Linked DNA regions of Homo sapiens: region 1 is linked to region 2. The links are chromatin loops, found by intact Hi-C in ENCODE. Cell type or tissue: PC-9. All regions are shown on one strand. Links, peaks and the distances in the headings refer to the core of each region. The heading gives the core; the rest is flanking DNA.

Region 1 (16,230 bases), core at 5,728-8,227, 150 kb after region 2:
CCAGCTGGGAGGGGAACACCCACTTGTGCCCAGAGATTTTGCACATTCCCTCTCTCCTGCTCCTGAGTACTCCATTCCCCCCTTACAATATTCTAGAACATTCTTAAGCTCAGAAGAGAGTGGAGCTCTGGATACCTCGCACTGATAAGGTGGCCTGGCCTATTTTCAGAGGATTAAAAAATTTGCAGAAAACAAAGAAAAAGTGAAAGATAACTCCCACAAACATAGTACAATTTATGTTTCAGCACCTTAATGAATTCACACCAGAAAAAGATTTAACCATTCAGCAATAAAATTCAGATATCTCAGAATTATAACGCCCTCAGTAGATATAAAAATGGTAGAAAACATTTTAGGAAGGAAAGTGACCTATATTGGATATGATGTGGACAGCTAAGAAGTATAATACTAAGGGACATATAAAGGAACAGTATAATGTAACACACTGAATTTGGCCAGAACATGCTCCGGTAAGGGAGTTCTTAGGATCACACACCATCTATCTTAATTACATACCTGCCCAAAAGATAGAACACAACAGGAAGAATGTACTTTTATTGAGCTTGGAGGGCTATAAAATAGTTACCTTGTTACAAACTTTGGTTTTTATATAGCAGCAGGGGACAAACTATTTGTTCTCTGTTTTACATTTTGTTTGCATAAAACAACATTGCTATGGAGTTGTAAAGAAAGATAAAATGGGAAGAGATTTTCAAAAGGGGGTTCTTTGTTACTTCTGAGTGTGGCAGCTGAGAAGTCAGATGTTGCATGGTACCTGCATTTTTTTCTTCAGCTGTTACTATTTGAATGAGAGGCACTTTATAAAATCGAGAAGTTTGAAACATGGTGTGTTGATGAAATCTTTCTGGAGATGGATGGTGATGGTGGTTACACAACGCTGTAAATGTACTCAATGCACTGAACTGTATGCTTAATAATAGATTAGCTGGTACATTTTATGTTATGCAGATTTTACCACAATTAAAAAAAAAAAAAAAGATGAAGGAGCTCCTGGGCCCAGGTTGTAGAGAAAAACAAAAAATGAAAAGAAAAACATTGTGGTTATGATTTTGATTTTATGTGTGTACACATACATATGACAAAAGGAAGAAAGGAGATTATTTATTTTTATTAAAAAAAGTTTTCTAGGCCGGGCGCAGTAGCTCACGCCTGTAATCCCAACACTTTGGGAGGCCGAGGCAGGCAGATCACGAGGTCAGGAGTTCAAGTCCAGCCTGGCCAAGATGGTGAAATCTCGTCTCTACTAAAAATACAAAAATTAGCCAGGCGTGGTGGCACGTGCCTATAATTCCAGCTACTTGGGAGGCTGAGGCAGAAGAATCGCTTGAACCCAGGAGGTGGAGGTTGCAGTAAGCTGAGATCACGCCACTATACTCCAGCCTGGGCCACAGAGCAAGACTCTGTCCAAAAATAAAAAAATAAAAAACAGGTTTCTGGCTGATGGAAATGTAAAATCTGAGCATTAGTGCACGTTTGAGACCTTATGAGCATCTAATAAAACCATCTAGTTATAAAATATTACAAATTAGCTTATTTTAAAAAAAGAAATTCAGAAAATCACTTATAACATGTAGTATCTTGTTCAAGCCCCACCTCACCACACTTCCCTTCCCTTCAGTCTTCTACCATTCAAAGCATCCACAGCCAGAAAAAAAAAAAAAAAATCCACACAAACTAATGACAAACTCCCCTTATGAAATCTATAAAAATTACCAAAATATTTTGACATTTTTCTCTTATTCAAATGAACTAATGGAGAGGCACCAACAAAGAAGTATTAAGATACATGTAGGTTAAAAAAAACTTCTTATGCAGACCTGGATATTATAACACAATTTGTTGAAAATGCTTTTATGTTGACGCAGGCATCATTTTTTTTGAAATATTCCTATTGTTCTCCAATAACTCCACCAATAATAAAATTGCCAGTTTCATTTCCATCTGCTTGACTTTGATACCTGCTTTCATCAGTGAAGACCTGGGAGGGAGGGGGAGTGACAGGCATCTTGCTGACTCCACATGCATCATCTCATCCAATCCGCACAGTAGCCCAGGCAATGTGGTTAAACCCATGGTGCAAGGAGGAGAGTGGCACATCGAGATTATAGAATTTGCCCACGGCTAATAAGTGACAGGGCTACTATTCAAATCTAGGTTTGTCCAATTCCAGAGCCTGTATGCTTATGCATTGCGATATATCACACATGCCTATAGGGCTAACTCTCTTTTTCATAGTTGGTTTTCTGTTTGTTTGTTTTTGTTTTTGAGACAGAGTCTTGGTCTGTCACACACGCTGGAGTGCAGTGGCGTGATCTCAGCTCACTGCAACCTCTGCCTCCCAGGTTCAAGCACGATTCTTGTGCATATAATGCATTTATTTTTTTATTATAAAAGTAATCTAAGGCCGGGTGCAGTGGCTCATGCCTGTAATCCCAACACTTTGGGAGGCCAAGGCAGGTGGATTACTTGAGGCCAGGAGTTCAAGACCAGCCTGGGCAACATGGCAAAACCCCATCTCTATTAAAAATATAAAAATTAGCCGGGCATGGTGGCATGCTCCTGTAATCCCAGCTACTTGGGGAATTGAGACAGGAGAATCACTTGAACCCAGGAGGCAGAGGTTGCAGTGAGTCGAGATCGTGCCCTCTGTCTCAAAAAAAAAAAAGATCGCGCCACTGCACTCCAGCCTGGGTGACAGAGTGAGCCTCTGTCTCAAAAAATATATATATATAAATAAAATAAAACACAAATGAACTATGGTATGGCATGTCCATACAATGTAATATTATTCAGCATTAAAAATAAATGAGCCATCAAACTATGGAAAAGACATAAAGGAACCTTAGATGCATGTCGCTAAGTGAAAGAAGCCAGCCTGAAAAGACTACAAATCGTATGGCTTCAATAATGTGTCATTCTAGAAAAGACAAAACTATAGAGAAAGATAAAAGATTCATGGTTTGGCCTGGCATGAGGGATCACACCTGTAATCCCAGCACTTTGGGAGGCCGAGGCGGGCCAATCACCTGAGGTCAGGAATTTGAGACCAGCCTGACCAACATGGCGAAACCCTGTCTCTACTAAAAATACAAAAAATTAGCCAGGCATGGTGGTGCGTGCCTGTAGTCCCAGCTACTCAGGAGGCTGAGGTGGGAAAATTGCTTGAACCTAGGAGGCAGAGGTTGCAGTGAGGTGAGATAGTGCCACTGCCTTCAGCCTGGATAACAGAAATGAAACAAAAACAAAAAACCCATAGCACTTTACAGCACAAAGTACATACTTAACACAGATTTTTAAAAGTTTGTGTGTTGGGGGGTGGGAAGTGTTATGGACTGAATGTGTCCTCCAAAAATTCATCTGTTGAAGGCCTAACCTTCAATGAGATAGGATTAAGAGGCAGGGCCTTTGGGAGGTCCTTAGGTTTCGATGAGGTCATGAGGGTAGGGCCCTCATGATGGGATTAGTGTCCTTATAAGAAGAGGAAACCAGTGTCTGAGTCACATGAGGATACAGCAAGAACGCAGCTGACTAAAAGCCAAAAAGTGGGACCTTATCAAGGATTGAGTCTTCCAGCACCCTGGTCTTGGACTTCCCAGGTTCCAGAAGCATGAGAAATAAATGTCTGTTGTTTAAGCCACAAAGTCTTAAGCTGACTAAGACAGTGGGAAGTTTTCTTTCTTCTGGAACTCCCTTTCAAGTCTCTGGCCATAGGACCATGCCTTTCTTTTCCATACCATTTTCTGAATTTTTTTTTTTTTTTTTTTTTTTTTTGGAGACAGAGTCTCGCTCTGCCTCCCAGGCTGGAGTGCAATGATGCAATCTTGGCTCACTGCAACCTCCACCTCCCAAGTTCAAGCAATTATCCTGCTTCAGCTTCCCGAGTAGCTGGGATTGCATGCCAGTGCCACCACACCCGGCTAATTTTTGTATTTTAGTAGAGATGGGGTTTCACCATGTTGCCCAGGCTGGTCTCTAACTCCTGACCTCAAGTGATCTGCCCACTTTGGCCTCCCAAAAGTTCTGTCACCCAGGCTAGAGTGCAGTGGCGCCATCTCAGCCCACTGCAACCTCTGCCTCCCAGGTTCAAGCGATGCTCCTGCCTCAGCCTCCCAAGTAGCTGGGACTACAGGCACACACACCACCACACCCAGCTAATTTTTGTATTTTTAGTAGAGATGAGGTTTCACCATGTTGGCCAGGCTGCATTTTCTGAAATCTGCTTTCCCTGTTGGTAATCTCCCTGTGCAGGTTCTGGGGTCTCATTAGCTAATGACTGTTTTTTTGTTTTTGTTTTCTGAGAGGAAGTTTTGCTCTGCTGCCCAGGTTAGAGTGCAATGCACAATCTCGGCTCAGTGCAACCTCCATCTTCCATCTCCCAGGTTCAAGCGATTCTCCTGCCTCAGCCTTCCAAGTAGCTGGGATTACAGGCACCTGCCATCATGCCCAGCTAATTTTGTATTTTTAGTAGAGACTAGGTTTCATCATATTGCCCAGGCTGGTCTCAAACTTCTGTCCTCAAGTGATCTGCCCACCTCGGCCTCCCAAAGTGCTAGGATTACAGGCCTGAGCCACTGTGCCCGGCCTCATTAGCTAATGACTTTGAATAAGTTATTTATACATATATGCCCTCATTTACTCATGTCTAAAATGGTAATGATATAATAATAGTAACTACCTCATAGGATAATTACTATTTATTTCATTGTGAGAAACTATGAAATAAAATATCTTTGCCTTTATGAACTATAAGGTGATTTAGTTTTTTGGGGTTTTGGTTTTTGAGACAGAGGATAGATAGTACATTTACATAATTTAAAAAGGTGTACACAGAGAAGCCTCACTCTCACTCTGCCCCATCCACCCATTCCTCATCTGGTCGCCCATAAGTAACAGTTTTTATTAATTTCTCATTTATCTTTCCAGTGCTTTTGTAAGCAAATACAAGCAAATTAAAATAAAATATAAATACTTATTTCTCTAATATTCTTATGGAAAAGAAGCATACTATGTACTTTCTGACCCTCGATTTTTTTCAACTTTTCATCTTGAAATGATTTCAGACTTGAAAAAAATTTGGAAAAGTAGTATAAAGAATTCCCATAATCCTTCACCCAAATCTCCCAAGTGTTGACATCTTACATCACCCAAAGTACAAAGATCAAAATCAGGAAACTGGTCGGGCGCAGTGGCTCACGCCTGTAATCCCAGCACTTTGGGAGGCCAAGACAGCCAGATCACTTGAGATCAGGAGTTTGAGACCAGCCTGGCCAACAGGGTGAAACCCCATCTCTACTAAAAATACAGAAATTAGCTGGGCATGGTGGCACGCACCTGTAATCCCAGCTACTCGGGAGGCTGAGGCAGGAGAATCGCTTGAATTCAGGAGGTGGAGGTTGCAGTAAGCCAAGATGGTGCCACCACATCCAGCTTGGGTAACAGCCAGACTCCGTCTCAAAAAAAAAAAAAAATCAGGAAATTAACATAAAGGCAATACTACTATATAACTGACAGAGCTTATTAAATTGTCACTAATTGTCTATCTAGTTATCTAACTTCTGCTTTCTTCTTCAGGAGCCACTCAGGATCCCACACTGCACTTAGTGGTCAGGTCTGTGGTCTTCTCCCATCTGTGATAGTTCCTCTATCTTTCCTTGTCTTTCATGATCTTGACATTTTTGAGGAGTACTGGTCAGTTACTTTGTAGAATCTCCCTCATTTGGAGTTTATCTGATGTTTTCTCAAGATTAAATGTAGGTTATCCATCCTTCGAAGAATATCACCAAGGTAATAAACCCTCAATGCATATTGTTAGTGGGATAGGATGCTGCTATGTCCTGCCACTGGTGATGTTAACCTTGGTCGCCTGGTTAAAGTTGTGTCTGCTGGGTTTCTTCACTGTAAAGTTACTATTTTTACCTTTGTAATTAATAAATATCTTGGGAGAGATAGTTTAAGGCTATGCAAATATCCTGATTCACCTCAAATTTTTGCCCAGTCATCTTAACATCTATTAGTAGATTGTGCCTGTAATAATTATTACTGTAGTGTTTGCCTAATGGTGATTTTTTATTTCCCTCATTAATTATCATGATTTCCTCATTTATTATTATAAGTAATTGAAATTCTATCTGGAGAATTACTGTCCTTTCTCATCTATTTGTTTGCTTGTTTATATGAGTATGGACTCATGGATATTTATTTTATGGATTATAATACCATCATTATTTTATTGCTCAAATTGTCCCAGCTTGGCCACGGGGAGCTCTTTCAGGTTGGCTCCTGCACACTTGTGACCTGCCCCATCCTTTCATGAGCACTTCCTTACTTTCTTGCATTTCAAGATGTTCCAGGCTCTTCTTGTGTTTTCCCTGCCTAGGAGCCTGGAATCAATCACTGCTCCAGGGAGGCCTGGTTCCTTTTATTTAGAAACAAAAATCTGGGCACTGAGTGTGTTTATTGTCACTGGATGTCATTGCTTCTAGGGCCTCATAGAGAACAGAGCTTGAAATAATACATATGTATACTAAGCCATGCACATCTATATTTCTGTAACTGTATATACATAAAATGTTAAAAAACAAATTCATACTGTGATAGCTCAGATTCCAATCCAACATGACAGGGTTCATTGTAGCCCCCCTTCCTCTTATTTGTAACTTCTTTGGCGGTGAGAAACCTGGCTCTCAACATCTTTAATGCATTTACAGATGACCCTTGAATAATGTGAGGGTTGGGATGCCACTCCTATGTGGAATCAAAAAACCACAGATAATTTAAAAAAAAATTTTTAATAGAGTCTTGCACTGTTGTCCAGGCTGGAGTGCAGTGGCACAATCATAGCTCATGGCAGCCTCAAACTCCTCAGCTTAAGCAATCCTCCTGCTTCAGCCTCCCAGTAGATAGGACTATAGGCACGCACCACCACACCTGGCTAAAAATCTACATATAACTTTTGACTCCCCATAAACTTAACTATTAATACTAATAGCATACTGTTGACTAGAAGCCTTACTGATAAGTTGATTTGCATGTATTTATTACATATTCTTAAAATACAGTTAGAGAAAATGAAATGTTCTTAAGAAAATCATAAAAAAGAGAAAATATATTTACTGTTCATTAAGTAGAAGGTGGTCATCCTAAAGGTCTTCATCCTCATCGTCTTTACACTGAGTAGGCTGAGGAGGAGAAAGAAGAGGGGTTGGTCTTGCTACCTCGAGGGTGGCAGAAGTGAAAGACAATCCTTGGATAAGTGCACCCTTGAAGTTTAAGCTTGTGTTGTTGAAGGGTCAGCTGTACCTATTTTTTCAGCTTTAGTATACACAGAAAGTAGTTGCAGAATTCCTAACCTCCACCCCCCGCCCATGAGAAGTGTATTAACCATACAGTATTTGTGTATCAAGTCAAAACCCTATTTTCCCTGGGTACTCAGGTTGGTTCTTTTCTTCCCTACCCCCTTCAGTGTGGTTATGTTATTCATCTGTATTATGGTTGGGTTCTTTTGTTTTTTTTTATTTCTAAGAGACAGGGACTCACTCTGTCATTGAGGCTGGAATGTATGGAATGTAGTGGCATGATCTCAGCTCATTGCAGCCTCAATCTCCTAGGCTTAAGTGATCCTCTCGCCTCAGTCCCTGAGTAGCTAGGACTGCAGGCATGCGCCACCATGCCTGGCTAATTTTGTATTTTTTGTAGAGACGGGATTTTGCTATGTTCCCCAGGCTGGTCTCAAACTCCTGGGCTCAGGCAATCTGCCCACCTCGGCCTCCCAAAGTGCTAGGATTACCTGTGTGAGCCACCATGCCCAGCCTGGTTGGGTTTATTTGTAATTGGGTTCCATTTGGGGCTCCCAAACATCTTAATTTTTTAAAATTTACATTCAGTAAAATTCACTCTCTGTAGTTTGCAGTTCTATGAGTTTTGACAATGTAGAGTCATGTATCTACACCACAGTCATGCAACAGAACAGCTGCATCAGCCCCCAAAATCCCTCATACAGCTTAATCAACCCCCCCACACCTCCTATTTTTGGCAACCACTGATCTGGTTTTTGTCCTTATAGTTTTGCCTTTTCCAGAATGTCATATAAGTGGATTTGAGTATGTAGACTTTGGGGTCTGGCTTCTCTCACTTAGCAGAATACATCCATTGTACTCTACAGGTCACAATCCACTGTTATTATTTCTCTTATTGCTCAGATTCCCTAGGTTTGGCTGTTTTGAGCCCTTTCAAGCTGGCTCCTGTGATCTTCTGACATGTTCTCACCATTTTTCTAGCATTTCCTTACTTCCAGGCACCATAAGCTGGTTCAGGATCATCTTACACTTTCCCTTTCCCAGCCCTGGAGTCCTCACCCCATTTTTCCAAGGAGTGGTGGAGACCTTGAGAATCCCCCTCCAGTGGGCGAAACAGCCCACTCCAGAGAAGGCATGGAGAGAAACTCACTTATCCACTGGAGAGTACAAGAGAGGAGAGAGAGGAAATAGCTCGTCTCATCAGAAGATGGCCAGGTATAGGGATTAAATGCAGATGGGTGGTTAATATGTAATTCAAGCTGATGGTGGCGCATATCAGTGCTGACACCATTAAGCATCTATAGCTTCTGTGATTCCCAGCAAGATTTCCAAACAGCATTGGGCATAAAAGGCTAGTCAAGGTTTCCAAATACCATGCCAAGCCTAGGATGCCCCCTTCCATCTTGATATGTAGTCTCATTGCCTTTATACCAACTGTCCCCCCACCTCCCTGCCATTAATAGCCACAAGAGTGAAGCTACATTCATGGACTGAACCCCCACCAAGTCGGTCAATTACCTCAGTTGAGAACCCTCTTGATTTCTCCCTAAAAATTGTGTTTAAAACTTGTTTTTAAAATATTTTTTGACACCCCTTTGCTAAAGCAGTTTGTGTCAGGGGCAGCTGTGACAGTCACCTGGGGTTGCTACGGGAACGGTGTCCATGGATTGCAAGCGACACCTGGCTAGCGGTGGGCAGCTGGCGAGCTACATGGAAGGAGGGCTGTTTTTCCTTTGAAAGTAGAACATTTCTTCCTTCAGGTTGTGAACAGTTAGCCACGGGGCGTGGGATTTTACTTAGGAAAGAGAGGCTGCTGTGGGACTGGGCACCCACTTGCCATGGCAGCTGGGAAGGGAGAGGAGTCAGCAAAAACTGGCTGGGACTAACGCTCCGAGGACGCACTGGCTCAAGCTGCCCTTTACCAGCTGAGGCCAATGACTGTGGGTGAGGCAGGGAAACCAAGGGGAGCCCGGGGGTGAAGGATTGCAGTGGGGGTCAGGGAAACTGCAGGTACCACACTGGGTGCCTCGGTTCCTGTTAGAGCTCCCTCCCTGCCCAGGGCCAACACCAGAGACCAGATCCCTGACCTGAACTACAGTCCCACTGCTGTACCCAGATGCCCTTGCAGTCATTCATAGTCACTTTGGGTGAGTTGCATTTGTCAGTCGGACTGATCCCCATGTATTCCTGCATTCCAGGCATAATGCAGAAGCCACTGCTCCCAAGAGCCTGCCCCACTGGTTTGCATGAGACTCACGTGCCTGGGTCATTATAATAAGCCCCACTAAGATGGGACTCAGGTCAATGAGGACAGAGCATCTTCTAGTATAACAAGTAAGGGTTTATTGATGTTGGCCTTTAGATACTAAAAAATAATTGTTTTTGTAAATAGCAAAGGCAAAGGCAAGAGTAGCCAGTGTTAGCTAAGGCAGTGGAGTGGTTCTCAACCCGCGCTGCACATCAGCGTCACCTGGGGAACTGTTTCAGCCCAGTGATTCTGTGGCTCTAGAGTGCAGCCTGGCTTGGATTTTTAAATACTCCCCTCGAGTGATTCTTAGTGGGTGGCCAAAATAGAGAACTCCTGCTCTAAAGTAGAATAACCTCTAAGCTAAAGAAAATTTGGACCCCATGAGTATAACAGATACTATCATACCTTGGAGATAGCATGCCATAATGTGGTTCAGTTCATTATTAGACGAAAGTTTCCTCGAAGCTGAATCTGCATTTACACACATTATATCACCCTCTGGAAACAGAAGTAAGAGTCAGGAAAGCAGATTTCCCCATAAGTACTTCTTATACTTCCAGTGTAGCTCACCCGTTAGATAGAAACACAAGGCTTCATTTTCTCTTTGCATTGATTTGATGATTGTCCCTGGTCATTGAATAGGGGACCTTAGGGGCCACACACTGCTATGAGGAAAAGCAGCATTCACAGTCAAAGCTCTGGTGAGACCAGCATTACAGGCCCTGGGGATGTCCCAGCGTCTGACCCTGAGCAAAACTGTGTAGCAGTTTTGCTCCCACACTTCATGGCTGAGAATAAGGAGGAGAGGTTTCCTACGGTTGGAGGTTCTGGGCAGCAACGTCTACCATGACCTCCGCAGTGAACCTGTAGGCAGGGAGCCCCAGAGACAGGGTGAGAGCAGAGTCAGTGAGGGCCTGGGGTGCTAATTAATGACCTTAGCATTGGAGAATGATGGTATTAGACTAAGAATGAGACCAGTCAGAGAGAGGAGAGTCAGGAGATCTGGCGGTGGCTCCAGTGGTAACACATCTGAGAGTCACTTCAAAAGTCACCCACCCTTGAGGTCATCAACTGCCTTAAGAGACATGGGAACATAGTCACTGAAAGTGAAGGGACCCACCTATGGTCACACAGCCAGATAGGGGCCTGGAGAGAGCAGATGTCTGCGGCTTCATCTCAGTCAGTCCTGTTCATTCTGAAAATGCTTCCGAGCACCGGGCATAGAGCCAGCTTGTGCTCCACACTGGGGACGTAGTGGAGAACCCCGTCTTCAAGGGTTCAGCTCACACACCCTGCACTGCTTTCCCATGCCTGCTGTAACCAATTACCACAAAGCTACTGGCTTAAAACAGCACACATTTATTATCTTACAGCTCCGTAGTCCAGGAGTCCAACACGAGGCTCACTGGGGCCAAAATCAAAGTGTCAGCAGGGGTGCATTCCTTTCTGGAAGCTCCTGGGAGAGCCAATTTCCTTCCCTCCTGAGGCCCCCACACTCCTACCACACGGCCCCCTTCCTCCATCTTAAAGGCCAGCAACGCTGGGCGGGTCCTTCTCACAAAGCAACACTCTGCGCTCCTCTGCTGCCTCCTCTTCCACTATTAAGGACCTTGATGATGATATTGGCCCCACCTGGATAATCCAGGCTCATTTCCCTGTATTAAAGTCAGCTGATTAGCAACCTTCATTCCATCTGTTAATTCAATCCCCTTGGCCGTGTAACAACACACTTACAGGTTGCAGGGATGGGGGCCTAGACATCCTTGGGGACCATTATTGTGCCTACCACACTTCCTGTGAGACTTCATGACCACCGGGTTGTGGTGGGAGAAAGGCTGGGAATCCAAAAGCTCAGCAGAGCTGAACTAGGTGTCGCAAGAAGAAAACTCCCCCCAGGCGATCATCCCAGGATGGAACCTTTCTGCAGTAAACACAGCAGCTGGAGAAAGGCGGTCTAGACATCAAGGATTTGTGTGCGCCAGCCTCACCTGATCACGCACAGACTGTGTTTGCCGGAAAGTGGAAATGTTATGCGCGGTCTGGGAGACCAAGTTCTCTCCCAGGGCCAGAGGCATAGTGTCTGGAATGAGCCAGAAGTTTAAAAGCTAACCTGTTATGAAATCAGCCAAGAGCAGAAAGCGCAAAGCTTCCTGGTCCTGCCCCGACCCCACGCCCGCTTGCATAACTCTAGGCAAGCAACTGAGAGCGTTTAGAGACCCCAGAGGACCTCCCAGTTCCAGCCAGCAGGAGGACGGTCACAGAAACTCAAACCCAAGAGGATGTATTTGGACTGGAAATAGTCTCCCAACTGGTCACCCTATCTTTAGCTTCCTCTTCACCTCCCTGCTGCCCCAGCAATCTTTCCAACAGGCCAAGCAGAGCACACTCATCCAGCTGAAGCCCTGCGGTGACTTCGTGGACCCTTCACAATAAAATCCTCTCTCCACAGAGAGTCGGGCAAGGCCCCTTGCAACCTTGGCCTTGCCCTTTGTGTCCACAGCTCGGTTTCATGAAAACACAACCATCTTTACATCCTCCAGGCCTCTAGAATGAACTCCCCTTCCTTCTCTTTCTGGAAAACTCTAAGTCACTATTCAAGACCACATACCACTTCCCCAGGATTCCCACTAGAGCTATGTGGTCGCTTTGCTCTCTGTTCCCAGCCGGGATTCTCCTGCTGTGCTGAGCACCTGGAGGGCAGGAGAACTGTTGTTTCATATATGTCCCAGGGACCTACTGAGCCTGGCTCAGTGGACGCTGTAGAAACATTTGTCACATTAAGAAGGATTATAAGAGGTTGGCACGCTCTGCTTTTCCAGTTCTCTTGGAATTAGGAATTTGGAAATGGAATCCGAATCAGTTTTACTAATGTCTGAAATCGGACTAAGTCCGCCCCTAAAAGAAAAACTACGTTGGCAGGTCTGATAGATGGATGGCATTCATGGCCACAACTAGTGACCTTCTGTATCCACACCCTTGGCAATGTGAGTTTGCAATGCCTCATTAAAAGGTAGAGCATATTTTCTCCCCCCGCTTGTATCTTGGCTGGCCTGCTTTGGCCAACAGAATATAGCGGAACTGGCAATGTGTCCTTTAAGTCCAGGCCTCATGAGGCCTTTACTGCTTCTGCTCTTCTCGTAGGACCCCTGTCTCCACTGAGAGAACAAGCCTGGACTAACCTGCCAGAGGAAGAGAACAGGCACGGGTCAGTCTGTGGAGCAGAGCCAACTCTTCCTACCTGAGGCCATGCTAGACAGGCCAGCCCCCAACCCAACTGCCAGGGACCACTGAACAAGCCCACCTGGATTCAGCCAGCCTGGGCCCAAATCACCAAAACCACCCAGCCACCATGTAGACATGTGCCATAATAAATGGTTGTTGCTTTCAGCTACTAGATTGGGACGAGTTTCGTTACACAGCGTAATAGATAACAGATTAGGACAGCTGATGGCTGAGAAGCAAATGAGAAATGAGTGCTTGACTATTCTACGAGTGGAAAGGAGGGAGTTTATTGTTTTCGTTATTAAAGTTTTATTCTAAGGAAAATGTCCCTTCCTCCTTTGATCTATATACACTATCGATGCTTTTATTTTCTTTCTTTTCTTTCTTTTTTTTTTATTGAGACAGAGTTTCACTCTTGTCTCCCAGGCTGGAGTGCAGTGGCACGATCTCAGCTCACTATAACATCCGCCTCCCGGGTTCAAGTGATTCTCTCGCCTCAGTCTCCCAAGTAGCTGGAATTACAGGCACTTGCCACCATACCCGGCTAATTTTTGTATTTTTAGTAGAGATGGGATTTCTCCATGTTGGCCAGGCTGGTCTTGAACTCCTGACATCAGGTGATCCATCTGCCTTGGCCTCCCAAAGTGCTGTGATTACAGGTACGAGCCACCGCACCCGGCCTATGATTGCTTTTCATTTGCTTCTTCCTGGAGTTCACTTGGGATCGAGAAGCAGCAATGGACTCCAACATAGTCTTTTCCTGAGTGGAAATAATTAATTCAGTGCTTCCTGAAATAAGGAAGCCATTGGAGACCTGTTTTTTGAACCTACCTAATGAGTCTTGTATCTGTGTTCTGGATGCTGGCTTAGAAAGAGGCTGGGCACGGTGGCTCACGCCTGTAATCCCAGCACTTTGGGAGGCCAAGGTGGGTGGATCATGAGGTCAAGATATTGAGACCATCCTGGCCAACATGGTGAAACCCTGTATCTACTAAAATACAAAAAATTGGCTGGGTGTGGTGGCTGGTTCCTGTAGTCCCAGCTACTCAGGAGGCTGAGGCAGGAGAATTGCTTGAACCCGGAAGGTGGAGGTTGCAGTGAGCCAAGATCGTGCCACTGCACTCCATCCTGGTGATAGAGCGAGACTCCGTCTAAAAAAAAAAAAAAAAAAACAAAGAAAGAAGTTATGGGCCTGGTGGAAAAGATCAGTTGAAGAAGGGTTTATATGGGACATCAAAAATAAGAACAAAGATAAGACCCAACCTGATTCTGAAATTTTGACAGAGGTGGAGGTGAGATGTCAGGCTAGGGAGGCAAGGCCCTGGAATCTGAAGTGTGGTGTGGTGATGGTCATCTTACAGGATCCTGAAGACCTGAGGACCTTATGATCAAGTCAGCACATCCAGAACACATTTACGTCTGTCCCAGCTGGTTTGGGCTTGCTCTAACATTTCCGCATAACTCACTGGGCCTGATTCAAGGATAATTTGTAAAGTTCAGAATTTTTCTTAGCAAAGTTGAGTAAGAAGGACAGAGGGGTTGTTACTGTCACTGAAATGTATCCACCACTCCAAGCCCAGCTCAAATCCCACTGCTTCCCTAGCCACCTAACTGGAAGATGCTCCCTTCCTCCTCTGAATTCCACAAGCAACTCCTGAGGATTGCAGGGCACATATCTTGACTGGCTTGACATGTAACTTAATGTTATCCAACTGCTAGCCTTTGCAAGGGCCCTACCTACTTCAGGTGCAAATGCGCAGCCTTTAAACTGGGCAAATAAACTTTTGATGGGGATCTTGGGAACCCAACCACCACTTATAATGTTGCTTCCGTGAGAAATGTGTTCTCTGTTCTCAGAGAAAGGCTGGGAAATGACCTTTGGTTGGGGCACCAGGCATCTCCAAGATTTGTCAGCTTTGAGCATGGGAGAAGCACATCCCCCTGGAGGACTTTTTAATTTTACTTAAGAAACACATTCACATATATTTCGCATGATTTATGTGTCACTCCAGTTCAGTTTAAACTCCTTTAATTATATTCTTCTCCAACCTCTGATCCAGAGGTAACCTCTCCCTTCCCTAACCCGCAGCATGCTCTCAGTCAAGAAGGCTTTTTCGGCCAGGCGCAGTGGCTCACCCTTGTAATCCCAGCACTTTGGGAGGCCGAGGCGGGCAGATCACAAGGTCAGGAGATCGAGACCATCCTGGCCAACATGGTGAAACCCTATCTCTACTAAAAATACAAAAATTAGCTGGGCGTGGTGGTGTGCACCTGTAGTCCCAGCTACTAGGGAGGCTGAGGCAGAAGAATTGCTTGAATCCAGCAGGCAGAGGTTATAGTGAGCCAAGATCGCGCCACTGCACTCCAGCCTGCCAATAGAGCGAGACTCTGTCTCAAAAAAAAAAAAAAAAAAAAAAAAAAGAAGGCTTTTTTTCCCTGACCTTTCTCAAACACCTCAGCTGTTTGCTTCTTGTGTTGCTCTGCTGTCGGAAGGACCATAGTTTGGAATCACTGTTCCACAAAGTTTGGTGACCATATGTGATCATCCATTCTTCGTGTCTTGAGCCACAGGAGACAAATTTGTGCCTCCAGAAACAGTTGTGAGGTCAGGCCCAAGAGGGCACAGCCATGGAGAGCACTCCCTCATGGGAGGGGCCAACAGGATGGCTGGGGAGGGTGCCGTGAGGCAGATGGCAGATTAGCAATGCAGGCCTGTGGGGCAATAGCTGATGGACATTAGGCCTGACACCCCATCTCAGACTACTACTTTGCCCATGATTTCTCTCTTCCAATTCTTCTCTTCTTGTTTATTTTCCAATAAGAAGTAAATATGGAGCTATGGAAAATTTCAAACATATACAAAAGTAGATAGAACATACAAAAAATCCATATACCTGTGACCCAGCTTCAATTGTCTACTTACAGCAAATGTCATTTTTTTCTATTTCTCCACCCATTTCCCTTCATCATGATTATTTGGAAATCAATTCCAAGCATCAGATCATTTTTTTCTTTATTTCAGTAATTCTAAAAGATAAGGACTGTGGTTTTTTTAAAGAAAACACAATAAAAATAAATTAACAATAATGTTTCAGTATTATCAAATATCCAGCTAGTGTTCAAATCTCCAAATTTGTCAAAAGCCAAAATTATTTTTTTAACGGATTATTGGACTCCAGATCAAAGAAGGTCCACATACAGCAATTGGTTGGTGTATCTCTGAAGTCTCTTTGAATCCATAGGTTTTCCCCTTGGTTTTTTTGGTTTTCTTTTACTTTGGAATCTGTTAAAGTAACTGGGTGGTTTGTAGAATGGAATTCCCTGCAGTTTGGACTGCATCCCCATGGTGTCATTTAGCCCATTGCTGTGCCTCTGTCCTTCCTGTACATTTGTACTGGAGCTAGGGGCCTGACTACAGTCAGGTTCACTTTTTAGGCCAGTCTC
Region 2 (16,230 bases), core at 5,532-8,031:
ATATTATCCTAAAGAAGCCAATCACACAAACACACACACACACACACACACACACACACACACACACACACCCATATTGACATTTATATGAAAGTCTGGAATAGCAAATCTACGGAGACAGAAAATAGATTAGTGATTGCCCTGGGCTGCTACAGGGAGGTACAGGGAGGGATATGGGGAAGGGGCCAGGAGTGACTGCTAATGGCGATGGAATTTCTTTTTAGGGGTTAGGAAAATGTTCTAACATTGACTGTGGTGATGGTTGTACAACTGTGTGAATACTAAAACCACTGAACTGTACAATTTCAATAGTTGAATTATATGAATTATATGCTATATGAATTATATCTTAATACAGCTGTTTAAAAAAAAAAAGGGTAAACAAAAGTTACAGGAAACCTGGGGCTGGAGTAGGGATGGTGGAGAGAGATGATGCATTTACCCCCGTGGTCTGGAGGTTTGCTGAGGTGTTAGAGAGGGGAAGAAGAGGCTCAAGACCATCTGCCCAAAGCTTTCAGTAAAGCAAAGAACACTTAGATGTGTGGTCAGCACCCTTTCATTCACCCGGAAATCTCAGGAAGAATGAGGATACTGAAAACCAGACCTGATTTAACCTGGATTGGGGCCTAACTAGCACCCTAGCGTGTTAGATAAGGGAACCTGGACTGAATTGTGATGTTTAGAACTTGGCATGCAAGTTCTTCACTCAGCTTATGGCTGGCAGGGATTTATTCCAATCTTAACTTTCAGTGGCATGGGCTGAGTATGACTCTAGGAGACCTTGTGTGTATTGAGACACTTAGTCCTTTTTTGATTATTTGTAAAGCGATACTATGTTTTTCTCTATGTCTTCACATTATGCTTACAAATAATTTAACATGAGCCTATGTTAGCAAATCTTCCCAAAAGTCCTCTCCCATTTTCATGCCCCCACACCCCCACATGGCCAGCTCACCTTTTATATAAAGCCCATAGAACAAACTTTCCTTTCCTGAAACCATACCTAATTCACTTGCAGTAGTAATGGAATCAAAAATAAAAATAAAAATCCTAACCTTTTGTTCAAGGCAAGTACTACATGTAAGTTCTTCTCCATGACCTCCCAGTGAAGAAAAGAAACATGGCAGAGAGGACCTTCAAAGTTCTCCCAACTCTGAAGTGATCTGATGCTTGGATCTATGTATCATCTTTCCAGATGAGACTTTGTGTCTCATGGATGTGGCAAAGGCAGCAGAACTGCACCAAGACAGAGCTGGTAAAGAGCAACTCAAGTGGAAGTTCCCTGGGGACAAGTACTGCTAAAGTCATTGAAGTTGCTGGCATTATGTTTCTACGATTCTCTGATCCCAAGTCCTATATGTTATAACAATATTAGAGAGGAAGCACCATCATAAATAAAACCAAAAAGCACACAGTTTTTAATAATTCATTTGTCCGTATCTTACCACCTACGTGATGTCTTGTTTTAAAAGAATTACATGGATTTGCATTTCAATATTTTAGCTATTACTCACTTGTACAGGTAGTCGATTCCTCTGCCACTCCAAAAAGTTGAAAACACCGCACCAGATTCATCACCACAAAGGCAAAAGTAACAACTGTGCCATTTTCTATCATTTTTCAAGATTGGATCATCACTAAAAATTACACCAAGGTTATTTTTTCAGCTATGAGGCAGCCACATCAAAAGGTTTGATAACACAGTATGTGTAATGTGAGGAAACGTATTCTCATCGATTGCTGGTGGGGCTAGAAACTGGTACGAGGCTCCTGGATGGCAATTTGGTAGTATCCATCAAAATTACAATGTACATTTCTTTTGACCCAGAAACTTATCGTCTATCATTTTATCCCATATGTGTGCAAAATGACATATAAATGAGATTATTCACTGCAGTACCTTAATAGCAAAAGATTGCACACTACTAAAGGCCAATTAGGTACTAGTTAAATAAATTACATCAGGTCAATAGTATCTTGTGCATCTGGGAGAAAAAAAGAACAAGAAAGTGAGGAAGAAGCATGGGACAGATTAGTAGATATAGCATGCTTCTGTGTGTATAAAAAGAAGGTAAGAGGGATAAAGATGTTTTTAGTTGGCTACATGAGAAACTGGTAACAATGACTGACTATGAGGCAGGAAACTGGGGCTATGTGGAAAACAGCAGAAGGAAGTTTTCAATTGCAAACCCTCTGGCAATTTTTAAATTTTGAACCATGGAAATTCAACATGTATTACCATTTTTAAAAATAAATATACATTTTCTTTTAAAAGACTGACCATCAATGGTCACAGGAACTCAGAAAACAACCCACGTCCTCGGCCAAGTTCTCACCTCCTCCAGCCTCTGGAAACCCTTCCTTTGTCTTTTCATGGGTACCTCTGGGCCGTGAAAGATAGCGGAGCCGGAGCCCCAGGAGCAGCTGTACAAACAGAGCATAGCGCCAACTCTCCCACGCCAGTTTACATAGTTAAGCAATTCCTTTTCACCACATATAGCTGGGAGAGTGGAAAAGGCCCAGATGGCCCAGGACTTGCAACTACACGAGTGCTTCCCCAACTTTTCCACTCCAGAAACCCTAAGGCAGAGAAGTCCAGTGTGGGGTGATGAGAGACATCCAAGGGACTGCGAAGAACTGCTTTCAAGGCTTGGGTTTTTCCATTATAAATGAATGTAAATTTTTCATTCAACACCATAGCATGTTTCATTCTACTATGTCTCTTTTTATATTAAGGATACTGTGTTCTTGGTATTCCAGGAAGTGGTGTCACTTTTCCCCTGTGACTTTGCCAAGCACTCTCCTCCTTGCCCACCCGGCACACAGACACATGTCCCATCCTAACACAGACATAAATCACCTCCAGAATGGAATTCTCATTTATACTTCTAAAAATGCTTCTCTGTCTGTTTAGAGGAAACAGCAAAGGCTCTGAAGTCAGCCAGATCAGATCCAAACCCAGGCTGTGCCTCTTGCTGGGCCTTCCACTGGACCTGGCCTCACAGAGCCTTAGTTTCCTATCTGAAGAAGGGGGATGAAGTTGCCCACCTAGTACATTATTGTAAATATCTAGTTAAATGGGATTACAGCTCTCGTCATAGCCCTTGTTATTACTGTTAGGTCCACTAAACTCACATCTGCTTCCCAAAAGGGAAGGACTTCACACAGCTTACCGGCTGTGGTTCCAAATCGTCACACTTGGCTTCAGGCCACTACCTGCACATTTTTTACCAGCTAAAAAAATCAAGCCTAGACTTCTCAAAACAGAGAATTGAGATCTTCTAATAGTCCTTCCAGGGCGACTACACTGCACAAAGAAGATGACACCCATCTTATTTCAAGGGTAAGTCAGGTTTCTTGGTTGGCTAATTTATTAAAATCTTAGCCCCATTTCCCAGTCAAGGGTGGTGTGGTAAACCGATGGCATCTAAGAAAAACATTCTTCTAAAACAGCCAAACAGCATGCTTCAACATGCTGAACTGCAAAATTTCCATTACTTTAAAAATAGTTGACTTTTAGCCATATGCTCCAATTACCAATTTTAAAAGAAGGAAAAAAGAAATATAACAATTGTATCACACATATGCAAGAAAGTGAAATCCCACTCTTTGCCATCAAGCCATTCATTGCAAATAATCACCTGCCTGCAGGCTGGCACATTTTCCACATGTTCATGGGTTAACACCCACATTTAGAAGTGTTCACACTGGCCCCTGGAGAAACAAGAGATGAGTACCAAACCCCCCATGGCACCATAAATGGCCCCATTTGCATGTTCTGCCTGACTCAGGAAGCTGAGGAGCGCTCCTTGTAGGAACACGGACCCGACACCTTGGACAGGCTCGCTCCTGATGGACAACAAGTAACCACATAGGCCAAGAGCCTCCTGCTTGTCCTAGTGCCGACCCAGTACACAGACATATCAGGTTTTACTAATTAACACGGCCTCTGCCACAGCCGGCTTTTGTTTCCTTTCTGTCTCTCTTTTTTGCTGAATGAGTGAAAACAGCTGAGGCGTGGAGGCCGGGACATCCAGAGAATGGAATGTTGGTGTCAGTTCCATCTCGCTGGCCACCCCCACGCTCCAGTGTGTTGGGGCTGCAGGATCCCAGCTGAGAGGTACTAGAAGCATCCCCTAGGTCAGCTCATCTGCTGGGAAATTACTGTCTTCTCACCATCATGTCTGTGGACGTCTGCTTTCACTTGCACAATAGGGCCCGGGTCACAATAATGCGTCCCTTCCTCACTCTGAAGTGTTAGGAAAGCAAGTCCCCCATATTGTGTCTTCAGCTTCCCCCTCACCTGAGCAAAGGTCAACTATTCAGGTACAGAAACAGCATATATTTTAGTCTTAACTAGCACACTTCATCCCTTCTCCCAATCATTTGTTAATTTCCCTGGCATAAGGTCTCTAATCTTGGGCTTCTCAAATTTTAATGAATTACCTAGAGATCTCATTAAAACGCTCATTCTGACTCAGGAAGTCTGGAGTGGGACCCAGGACTCTGCATTTCTAACAAGCTCCCAGGTGATGCCAATGATGCAGGTCTGTGGATACCCCTTCGAGTAGTGAGGTCTAGGCTGATTGGACCCTTCTCAGCTCTCAGGGCCTTTCTGCAGAGATTTGAGCTGAGCTCCTAACTGGTCAAATCCTTTATGCTTCTTGGTAGGATTCTCAGTGCCTGGGATTTGGCGTTAGGCCGCTTGTGCGCTACTGCAGGCTTTGCAGCCAGCTCACATTGCAACCTTCCTTCTGCAAGCTCTTGCCCCCTCTGAGTTCAATTCACATCCTTAAAGAAGGTATAATCAGTAATACCTAAACAGATCAGAAAATCAAAAAAGAGATACAAATCTTTAAAAAGTTGAAATTATTTTAGTAATGTAAAGTGATGGGTTCCTTCCTTCCTCCTTTTTGATTTGCCTACTTACCATTTCTTGGGCAAGATGGGGTTGAGCCATTGCAAAATATTTTTAAATCCCATGCTCCAAGAAGAACATCAGAATTTCCAAATTTTCTCTCACTGTATTTACCAAAATTGCCAACACCAATCTCTCCCAACACATCTACAGTTCAGAACTCAGTTGGTTATACAGTGATAAGCTCTTTTTGTTTGTGTGTGTGTGGGGCGGGGGGAGGGTGGAGGGGCACAAATAAATAGTGCATGGGAGAGATGGAAATAAATGTGGCAAAGGAAGTGGCAAAGAAGTAGAGGGTATTCATCACCCAGGTACCAAATATTTCCAAGGAAGAGTTGATTCCAATGCCAAAAATCATACAGATCAATATTCAATTTCTTTTTGTTAAAAGATGTGAATTCTAGACCAGATCCCGCTAACAATTCATGTATGATGACGACAGACAAATCATTTAACTTCTATCTGCCTTCACTTTCTCCCCTCTGCAACACAAAAGGGTCAGTCTATCTTGTTTCAATGTCCTGGCCAGCTCTAACAGTCTGGGATTCTAGAATGAACTTGAAGAAGTCAGGCAGCATTAGGTAGTCCTGGAATTCAGTGAGCTAAGATGACTAGAGGTTCTACTCCTACTGCCTCATGTTTACATTTTATTTTCAAATGCTGCCATTTAAACCAGATCATCTGTAACAATGTCCCTGCCACAGCATCCAGAGGTGAGGGCCATTCTCTCCTTATGGTCATTAACCTGCCGTACTTGTAGAGTTTACATATACCTTGCTTAATGAAGATTTTATTTACATCCTGTATTTCTGTTGCCCTGGTGGCAATTTTCTTGCTTATAGAACCACCTAAAAGATACTCCCTTTTAATCATATTCAATTACCCAGTTTTTCCTATGGCAACTCAGTGATTACATAGGTTAAAAATGTCTCTGGTTTTCTTCATAATGTCCTTAGGAAATAAGTCAACATGCTTCCCTTTAAAAAAACTAGTTAAGATTCACTCTCAGAGTGGCCTGTAATTAAAATATAGGTCCAAGACAAAAGTTACGACAATAAAATCCTCATATTTGCTCACAGAATGCATTTGACACACAATAAACCTACAGAGATACTCAACAAGGAAATAAAAATCCTTCTGACCACAACACACTGCAACTAAATAGATGTAGAGCAGTTAAGTGATTTGATTTTTCCGAAACACAACATGCTCCATAGTTCAGGTCTTGACATATGGTATGATTCTGTTTATACAAAATGTCCAGAATAGGCAAATCCATACAGACAGAAAGTAGACTAGTGGTTGACAAAGGATGAGGGAAAGGGGGAATTCAGATGAAAGGGGCTTCATTTAGGGTGATGAAAATGTTCTAGAATTAGATAGCGATGGTGGCTACCCAAATTGTGAATATATAAAAAACCACTGAACTGCACACTGTAAAATGCTTAAAATGAATTTTGTGTTATATGAATGTTATCTTAATAAAAACAAAAGAAAACAAAAAGAGTGCAGGCCTTGGAGTCAGCAGACCTGAATTGGTCCTGCTTGTTCTTCTCGAAACTTCAGTTTTCTCATTATTCTAAAAATGAATTGAGACATTATGCAAAGCACCTAGCAATGTTTCAGACACATAGTAAGACCTCAGTCAATGACCACAATACATTAAGGTTGGGTAGACAACAGTCACACACCCAGGACTTGAACCCGGTTCTCTGACTCCTTGCTTGTGACCTCTGCTAGTTGCTACCAGTTTCTTCCAAGTGGGGGCAGCAGCTTGAGGGAAAATTCCCCAGAGCCAGCCAGGGAAGGGAAAAGGAGGCCCCGAACCTGCCAGCTGGGGGCTTCAGCTACATCCACACACTCACCAAGACTGCATTTCAGGGGCTTCTATGAAACACAGCCTTAGGCCTTCCATTGTGCCTTTGCTTTGTTTTTTTAACACCATTCCTTAGAAAAATTCTTACAAAATGTTCCCCAGTTTCCAGGAGATAAAAGGAGCCTCACATCATATTTATAAGACACCACTTCCCTCACCATGAGAGCCACAGTCTAAGCTAACCTTGTGACCAGCATGTAAAAGTTCTGTTTATAGAACCCAACATGCCCCTGCAGTGCCGTTCGCCTTCAAGGAGCTGCTGGCTGGCGGAAGGGACTCCACCCAGACAATGCCCTGCTTCCAGCGCTCTGCGTCACTAGGAAAATATTGGGGGGTGGGAACCGGGTAAATGCAAGCGTTAGACTCCCAGTTAGAGTCGCTGTCACAGACAGACCACATGGCTTTACAAATGATTACAAATCAGCTTGCTGTCAGCACACACATGTCCAACAGGTTCAACAGGATTTTTGAAGAAAGAAGATAAACAAGCAGCCAAAGGCTCAATCTGGAAGCTCACAGGCCTACTCCAGTCCACAGTTCTGCCCTGCACCCCTGCCCGGAAGTCTTGTTATTTGTGAAAACGGATCCTTCAACTTTCCCATTTTGCTACCATATATCCATAAATGCTGAAAGGGTCTCTCCTGAATTATAAAAATCATGCCATTTTCAGAACTTAAATACAAATGCTGAGGCCAAGAACTTTCAATCCAATGGATGCTTCTCATTAGTGCTTCCTTGCAGCCCCAAACAAGACCAAATTTCCGTATAGAAAGCTGTCAACTTTTCCGTTTGCCCCACACTTCCATGGCCACAGGAGCGATGCTAAGCAGGGACTGGAGAAAGAAAAGGACATGGTCTCGGTAGGCAAGAGCCTGGGCCAAGACTGCTACAAGCGTTTAGGCTGACTCTGGTACCCACAGGGTTAAGACACCTGACAAGAGTGACCTTTATTATTTCCTCCTTTAAAGTAGTAGGCTGTTCCCTGAGACAGAGCTGAGCAGACCAGGCTCCTACAAAGCCCAGAGTGCCCTGGTTCCTCCTTGCAAGGCCAGGCTACCTGGGTCAATAGCCAGCTCTAACTGACTGGCAAGGGGAATGGGGCCAGAATAGAAACGTCCTGATCCTGGTATAGTCACCTGACCACTGTGAGGTTTTGTGCAAGTAACAACTTCTCTAAATCACAGCTCAGCTTTCTTAAAAACAGGGTGGCGTTACGGATCCATTCACTGCACGGATCAAGAAAAATGAAAGATAATGGTGTGAAATGTCAAAGGATGAGTCGCTATATACACAGCAAACAGTGTCCAGGAAGGAATTACTGTGTACCACCCAGAAGTTACAGAGCATAAATCACAGATTTCCTTCTATACAGAGGCCTTGAAGGAGGTGTGGTGACTTTTTGGCCCCCGTCCTCTTAGAGCAATTGTTTCCCAGCCATGCTGTTGGCAAGACTCTCACTCGGTCCCTCCTTTTCTGATGGAGAATAAAATGCCACCCCCTCCCTCAAAAGAGCTGGGACAGACAGAGTGGGAGGGATGGAGTAACCAAGTCTAATCCAAGACCTTCCCCAGGACTGCTCTAGGGCCAGCCCTCATCTGTTTTAAAAAGGAACCATCTTGGGGTGCTGACCAAACAGGCCCCATGAATCACTGTGAGGGTCATTAGTGCTGTTCACCTAATATTTCCAGTTCTTCTCTCCTCCAGGCACATGCAATGTGCTTCCCTGCCCCCTTGAAGTCAGGAGTGGCCATGTGATTAGCTTTGGCCAAGGAAATGCAAGAAGTGGCAGGTGACATGTCCAGGTACAAGCTCCAAGAGCCCATTAATGATCTACCATATCCTCCTCCTACCCCACTGCAGAGATCACCAACACCTGGGTCCCCCGGGGACTCAGGAACAAAGCAACCAACTCCAACCCTGCCATGACTGGATGTGAAGCATGAGCAAGAAATAAGCTTTTCTTCGTTAAGCTACAGAGCTTTGGAGGCTGTTTATTACTGCAACATCATCTAGCCTATCACATCACGTAAAGACCTACTATTATACTTGCAGATCCAGCCCACCTGGCTCACATCCATTAAAAACAAAATCTGGAGTTCATCACAAGCTTCATTCCCAAGGACAAGTGGGGCTGTAACAAGGAAAGAGCCTGGGCTCCCAGAGTCAGATAGACTTGAGTTTAAATCCTGGCTCAGCCGCCCATCAACCATGCAACTCTGAGCCCGTCAACTACCTTTTACTGAGCTGTAATCTCCTCCACTTTGAAAGGGCAATGATAGTACCTGACATACAGGGTGGTGGTGAGGATGAAATGTAATGTGTGTAAAGTACATAGCATGTGGCCAGGCGTGCACTGTGCACTGAGTAGACAGGAGTGATTCTGCTAACCCTCATCATCATTATCATCATCATCACCCTGCTTTCATCAATGATCAGCAGTGAACCCGGAGGCTCTGTTTCCTGCTCTGTAAACTGGAAGAGCAATGCCATGCCACTCCCAGCGTACTCAGCACAATGCCACGCAGGGCACAGGGGGCAGCTGCTCAATAACCGTGAATACCCATACCACCCTGATATGATTTGGCTGTGTCCCCACCAAATCTCAATTTGAATTGTATCTCCCAGAATCCCCACGTGTTGTGGGAGGGACCCAGGGGAAGGTAATTGAATCATGGGGGCCAGTCTTTCCCATCCTAGTCTCATGATAGTGAACAAGTCTCACGAGATCTGATGGGTTTATTAGAGGTTTCCGCTTCTGTATCTTCCTCATTTTCTCTTGCTGCCGCCCCATGTAAAATGTGCCTTTTGCCTCCTGCCATAATTCTGAGGCCTCCCCAGCCATGTGGAACTCTAAGTCCAACTAAACCTCTTTTTCTTCCCAGCTTCAGGTATGTCTTAATCAGCAGCATGAAAATGGATTAATAACACACCCCTTCCACTCCAAGCCTTTAGCCAGCCTGCCCTGAGCGAGCCCTGGAACACCGCAGGCTGATGAAGCTGCAACACCTGCCCCACACACAAGGGGGCCCAGTCCTCAACTGGTCCACTCTGAGCTTCAGGTTGCCCTCCAGGACCTATCTGATGAGAGTCCCACTCCCTCCACCCCTAGCCAGGTCACCTGCTGTCATTTACTGGACCACAAGCACTGCATCTGGCAGGGTACTCTGACCTTGGGGACCCCAGCCTGACCCCTAAGATACCCACATCAACCCAGGTGACTCGTGATTTTGAGAAGCCCTCTTGGGTATGAGTCACAGAGACTTGGCCCATCCCTGGGGCCACCTCATCAGGAGTAGGAGGAAGGCCCCTGCCAAGGCTCCTACTGACCTAACTATTGAGGATCTGGAGAGCCTGGCAGCCCCCGCCTGGCCCTGGCTTTGACAATTAATGGTGTTACAGCGAGGCTCTGCAGAGTAATAGACTTCACATCTAGGAAAATCTGCCATGTGCCACAAAATCCCTAGTCACACGCTAAAAGCATCCCACATGGTGCGTCCTTAGGCGGTAGCTTAATGAAATGCTATGCCTGGTACTGACATATTCCAACTGCACTGGGACCTCTGAAAGTGGACTAAATAGAAGGAACACTGGAGGCTGAGCAGGAGTGGGTGTCTTGGTCCCAGGGCAGCCCCTGGGTCGGTCTGTGACCTGAGGCAGTCACAACTTCTCCGAGCCTCATTTCCATGACTATAAAATGTCAGAGAAGAGAATCCAATTAAGGATTGAAGTATCCACCATTGATTATCTACAGTCACTGAATATACAACTTGAACAAGGTACAGTGCCATTTTTAAAGAGTTTAAAGTCCCAGAGAAAGTTCAACATGTTCATAAGTGAAATCTAAATAATCACTGCCTGAAGACAGGCTCATGAGCACACTGGTCTGAGGTCTCTAAGGTCATAGCCATCTCTGCAATTATCTGCATGGCAGATAAAGGTTATTTCCTCTCTCTGACCTACCAAAGTTTCCATTTCTCCAGATAAATTAAAACAGGCCTGTATTTCATTCATCTTACCCATTCATAAAGTCACAGAACATCAGCATTATTTAAGACACCAACTTTCTCAGGTTGAAACCCTAATTTGAATTTCTAACACTTCCTTCCACCTTCCCCCATATCTGTGGAAGATAAGCAGCCATTCAGCCTCTGCCCCGGGAGCTGGAAACACACTGCCTCTCAAAACAAGCCTTTCCATTTTCCCACAGCTCTCAGGCATGGAAACTCCTCCTTCACACTGAGCTGATGTCTGCATTCCTACAATATCACTGAGACCAACTGAGGATGGTTTAGTGTGTCCTTCCTCCAAACGAGAGCCTTCCAAAAACTTAAAACCCACCCTCATACCATCCTGTCTTTCTTTTCCTCTTAGGCTAAACTGTCCAAGGTCCTTCCTCACTCACTGGCAGGTTGTACTAAGTCTTCTCTCAAAGCATGGGGGCCAAAATCAAAACAACGCTCCCTGCAAGTTGGGCCTATCAGCATCCTGATTACCAACTGCTCTAGGCTCCTGAACATTCTCCCAGAGAACAGAATAGTCAGACCCCACACAGAGGCTAGAGATAAAACCTGGGGCTTGAACTAAAGACTACCAACCAAAGGAAGTCCCCACCACCTCTAGACACACAGACACCCATGGGACCCTTCCCAGAACTTCCCCCCTGTGAGTGCCGCTGCAGGATCCACGGTGGCAGTCAGGGCACTGCTGCTGGGGTCCCACTGCTGCTTCCATCTCTTCCTTAGCTGCCAGTCCCTTTCCTCTTTCCTCCCCATCTAGGGGCCTCCAATAACCCTCTGGCTCCTGTGCAGCTCTCGGATGGCTCCTAGAGGTCACCTCTTGCCCCAACCCCATCCCTTTTGCTGGCAAATTGTACCTTGACTTCTGGGGGAAAATCAGACAACACCCTTTTCCCTTACCCTCCTCCTGCTCCCCACTTCTTCTCTCCCTCTATGGCCAACACCCCGTCTCCACCTCTCAGCCCATCCCATGCCAGGCTATGCCTGGGGAACTGGACAATAAGCCTAACTCCCCACATTGCCGCAGGTAAGTTGCTGGTTGCACCCCCTGAGGACAGGGCTCTCTGCCTAGGCAGGCATCACTAGATTTTCTGAGTGCTCAGTCTATGCCAGACACCAGCTATGTGCTTTCCATGAGTCATCTCACTGAATTCTCTTCGGCTTCCCGCTGAGGGAGGCACTGCTATTAACTGTTATAATCCTTTGCTTCTAAGTGAGGAAACTGAGGTACTGAGAGGTAAGTCACTTGCTTAGGGGCTCATAGGTATAAGCAGCAGAGCCAGGAGCCAACCCAGGCAGCCAGAGTTGAGAGCCCACAGGCTGAAAACCACACCAGGAGCCCTTCTGGGCAGGGCCTCCATCCCACTCTGTGCCCAGCCCAGCACCTGGTACATAGCACAATCACGATCCAAGGTTACTGAATTAATCAGCTTGATAGAGGTTTTTATGTGTCTAGGTATTTAATACCCTGTGATACTCCCCAAGCATACACACGCATTCTCCCACCACACATGTATTCTATACTTTATAGTTAATACACACTATTTTAGCAGTGTCATGGGCTAAATCAACTATTGTTAGCTGGCCTGAGAACCTAGCCTCAATTCATAACAATGTCTCTGTGAGAAAATTCCTTCAACTTCCAAACACCTCACATAAAAATAAAATGTTAGCGCCCTCTGTTCCTAAAATAAGCATTCAGTTAGCCGATTCATTCATTCATAGGATGCTGTCTACCTTTGCATTGCTAAAAAGTCTGTCCTGGCTAAAGTCGGCCTCACTTTGTTACATCTTTGCCTCAGAAAAGATGCCTGAATTTCAGAGGAATGGGTGAACTGAACGCTCCACGCTTTTTTTTCCCAAAGTCTTCATTCTCAATCCACATTTTTCACAAAACTGATAGTTCTCTGGGAGCACAGGCTCTTGCTGACCCTGATAAATGATTGCCCTAATTAACAATGTTCAGTTCCCCGAGATGGCTGGAATTCCAGCTCAGGAGGGGCCTGACGTTCGTTCTAGCCTCTCATTTTCCAGATGAGCAAACTGGGGCCTGGAGAGGTTAAGTGGCCTGTTCAAAGTCACACAGGGACATCTCAGCCGTGGCGGGAAGTTGATGGCCTTGATGCCAACTTAACCTCCTCCTCGGGCTTCATCTATTAACGTAAGTAATTCCTCTCCCACTCCCTGACAATGGCAGCACCATTCCCAACACACGGCCTCTCTGCCAGTGCTGCACAGGAACCCACGGGCCGCAAGGGTCTCCTTATGCTTATCTGGCCTCAGAAAAACACAGAAGAGCCTCTCTTGTTTTCAGCTGTTGACAGTGGCCACCCACCAAAGGAAAAGGGTATGAAGGAAAACATCTCACACTTCCTTCTCAACCCCAAAGATTCACTCCCCATTCCCACTCCCCACACCCAGGTTCTCATCCAGTCACTGCTAGAAAGCAAGGCTGCCCAACTCCAATACACACCTCACCACCCAACCCATTTACCAGGTATCTTCCAGAATGACCTAGCCAAGATGGTACTTCCACCATGACACAGCTCAGAGCCCAGAACGACTCCCAACACACAACAAAATGCATCCAAACTCCCCTCAGCCTGGCCTCCAAAACCTTCCTAAATTGAATTCAGTCTACCTATTCCATCTGATCTGCCCAAGGCTTCAATTCAAACCCTGTGTCAAACACATTCCTCTTTGTACTGGGTCAGGCCCATTCCCAATTACAGACCTTGGTATAATATCTACAACTATCTGTGGAAAGTACCCAAAAAAGAATCAATTATGTAATGCAGTATTTCCCCAGAAGTATGCTATGGAATGAAATATTGTGGAAGATTCTTTGAAAAAAGATTTGCGGCCCGGTCACACTGTGGAAAATTCTTGTGGTCGAGTCCTTTCTCAGAGAATCACAATTTACATTAACCCACATATTAAAGACTCTGAGAAGTTACATAATAAGAAAAGCCATGTAGGCCAGGTACGGTGGCTCACGCCTGTAATCCCAGCACTTTGGGAGGCCAAGACAGGCAGATCACTTGAGGTCAGGAGTTTCAGACCAGCTTGGCCAATATGGTGAAACCCCGCCTCTACTAAAAATACAAAAATTAGCCAGGTGTGGTGGCACAAGCATGTAATCCCAGCTACTCAAGGCAGGAGAATCACTTGAACCTGGAAGCCAGAGGTTGCAGTGAGCCAAGATCACACCACTGCATTACAGCCTGGGTGACACAGTGAGACTCCGTCTCCAAAAAAAAAAAAAAAAAAAAAAAAGCCATTAACTTTATTTCATGAGTTCCCAAGTTTATCTCAGTTCTTTCTTCCTTTCTCCACCTCTACCACTGCCATGCGACTCCAAGCTGCCAACGTTTCCTTCCTGGGCAACAGCAAGACCCTCCAAGCTGGTCTACCCACATCCCCTCTTCTGCCCTTTCCAATCCATCCCCACACACTGGGGCAGGAGAAATTATTTTGAATCCCAAATCAGATCATGTCACCCTCCACCAAATGCTTCAGTGGCCTTCTTGCGCTCTTAAGGATAAACGCAAAAATAAAAAACAAATCTCCTTAATTCAGTCCCCAATGTCTGTATCATCTACGTACCCTTCCAGCCCCATCTCACACCACACTCCTCCTCCTCACCCACCCCATCCTTCTACTGGCTTTTAAAAAAAAGTTCCTCCTGGACCATACTTCCTCCCACCCCAGGGCCTCTGCGTGTCTGCCTGAAGACTCTGCCTCCTCTCTACCAATCCTCACCTCCTCAAGGAAATGGTCCCTGACCACACAAATGAGGTCAAATCCTAGCCCCTCTCCTCCATAAGCCTTGTCATGGGTGCGATTTTTATTTACTTGTATGATTTTTTTCTTATGTTTTCTGTAAACGTTTTAGGATAGACAGCATGCATCCATTTTTGCTCATAGGCTTAATACAGTGTCTGGCCACAAGTAAATACTCAAAAAAAGAAAAAACAAACAAACAAAAAACAAATAAACAAACAAAAACAGGTTGGGCACAGGGGCTCATACCTGTAATCCCAGCACTTTGGGAGGCCAAGGTGGATGGATCACTTAAGCCCAGGGGTTTGAGACCAGCCTGGGCAACATGGCAAAACCTTGTCATTACAAAAGCTCCTTGAGAGGCTGAGGTGGGAGAATCGCTTGAGCCCGGGAGATTGAGGCTGCAGTGAGCCATGATCAAGCTACTGCACTCCAGCCTGGGCAACAGGGTGAGACCCTGGTCTCCAAAAAAAAAAAAAAAAAAAACTGTTTCCCCAATCAACCTAAGTATGAGCAACTGATGTGAAAAAACAAAGCACAACACAAGACTATATATTCTATAGTGGAGACAAGAACCCAATGCTATGAAGAGGAGGTGAGGGAGCCTTAACTCTATTTGGGTGAGACGGGTAAAGCTGCAGAGTGCTTGGTGCCACACACAGAGGGAAGGGAAAGGCAGTGCAGATGGAAAAAAAACAGCACATGCCACAGTGTGGTACCTGTGGACGGGCTGCTTTCTGCTCAATTCTGTTTTCCATCTAGACCATCCCCACCTCTGATCCTCAAGTGTACAGAGAATGTCTTTCACACTCTTCTCAGCGTGACACTGAGGGCACCAGGAAAATGGAAGTGCCCACTAATGTGAGAAAGAAATGCCTCCCTATACAACAGCTGGGCTTCTTCCCTGCAGGACTCCTACAGGCCGCCGCCCGTGTGTGCATGGGTGCAAGCCCGCATCTCTGCTGCACAGCATACATGCTCAGCTCCTGTGGCCTGAGCTGAAGCCACCATTTCCAGATTCCGCAGGGCCTGCCCCTCTGCCTGGCCCACCCACACCCTCCATTCCTGTGGAACTGCTGCATTTCTGGAAACTGTAGCCCTCTCTTTCACCTCATTCTGTGGTAAGCAGCTAGCTCCAATAATTTTCCTATTTATGTTAAATAAGAAGCAGAGAGTGAAGAGGTTCAGGCCACTCAAGACCCTTGTCTGCAGACTTTTACTTTGCAGGATCAAAGTTGAAGCATGAGAATGTGTCTTTATTCTTTTTCCCCTGCTGAGGCCAAGAGACACATGCCAGACGCTTCTCCTGGAGTGTGCTGTCACAACAGGAACCCTGCCACCACCCGCCCCACCCTGCTCCCCCTACCTGCCCCCAGTTCCCACTCCAATCTAACGAGGCCTGTTCTTTGTTCCACAAAACAAACAGTGAGTTCCGCCTGTCAGGGCAGACAAGGTGCACACACACAGGAGCAAACAAAGAGGCCCTCTTGCCAAAGGCCTTCTTTCCTGTTGGACCAACGCTGTCACTGGTGCCCTTTGTTTGAAGTCACCAGATGCACCAGGCACTTACAGAGACCTGCCAGAAGATCCCTGGGCCTGCACCAGCTGGGATATCAGTCCCCAGCCATCCCCATACC

The links. Hi-C counts contacts between places; a loop is a spot of excess contacts. Peaks named below come from ENCODE experiments on the same cell type or tissue, not always from the same donor. Only the 100,000 strongest peaks of a DNase experiment are listed, where the experiment ranks them.
Region 1: a loop joins it to region 2, with 2.6 times the contacts of the local background. A loop is called at or near these places in 3 of 110 quality-filtered maps.

What each region holds. Positions count from the first base shown.
Region 1 is chr15:57,348,201-57,364,430 of GRCh38, reverse strand. No RefSeq gene overlaps it. Among named protein-coding and RNA genes, the nearest start is that of CGNL1, 20 kb to the left of the region's middle. RefSeq lists an enhancer at 8,219-8,940. In PC-9, for the core only: no CTCF peak of the experiment used is centred there; no DNase peak of the experiment used is centred there.
Region 2 is chr15:57,497,095-57,513,324 of GRCh38, reverse strand. All of the region lies in intron 8 of CGNL1 (cingulin like 1), which reads right to left. Among named protein-coding and RNA genes, the nearest start is that of GCOM1, 87 kb to the left of the region's middle. RefSeq lists an enhancer at 15,899-16,230. In PC-9, for the core only: a CTCF peak has its summit at 6,734; a DNase peak (open chromatin) is centred at 7,194; H3K4me3 peaks cover 647 bases; H3K27ac peaks cover 1,923 bases.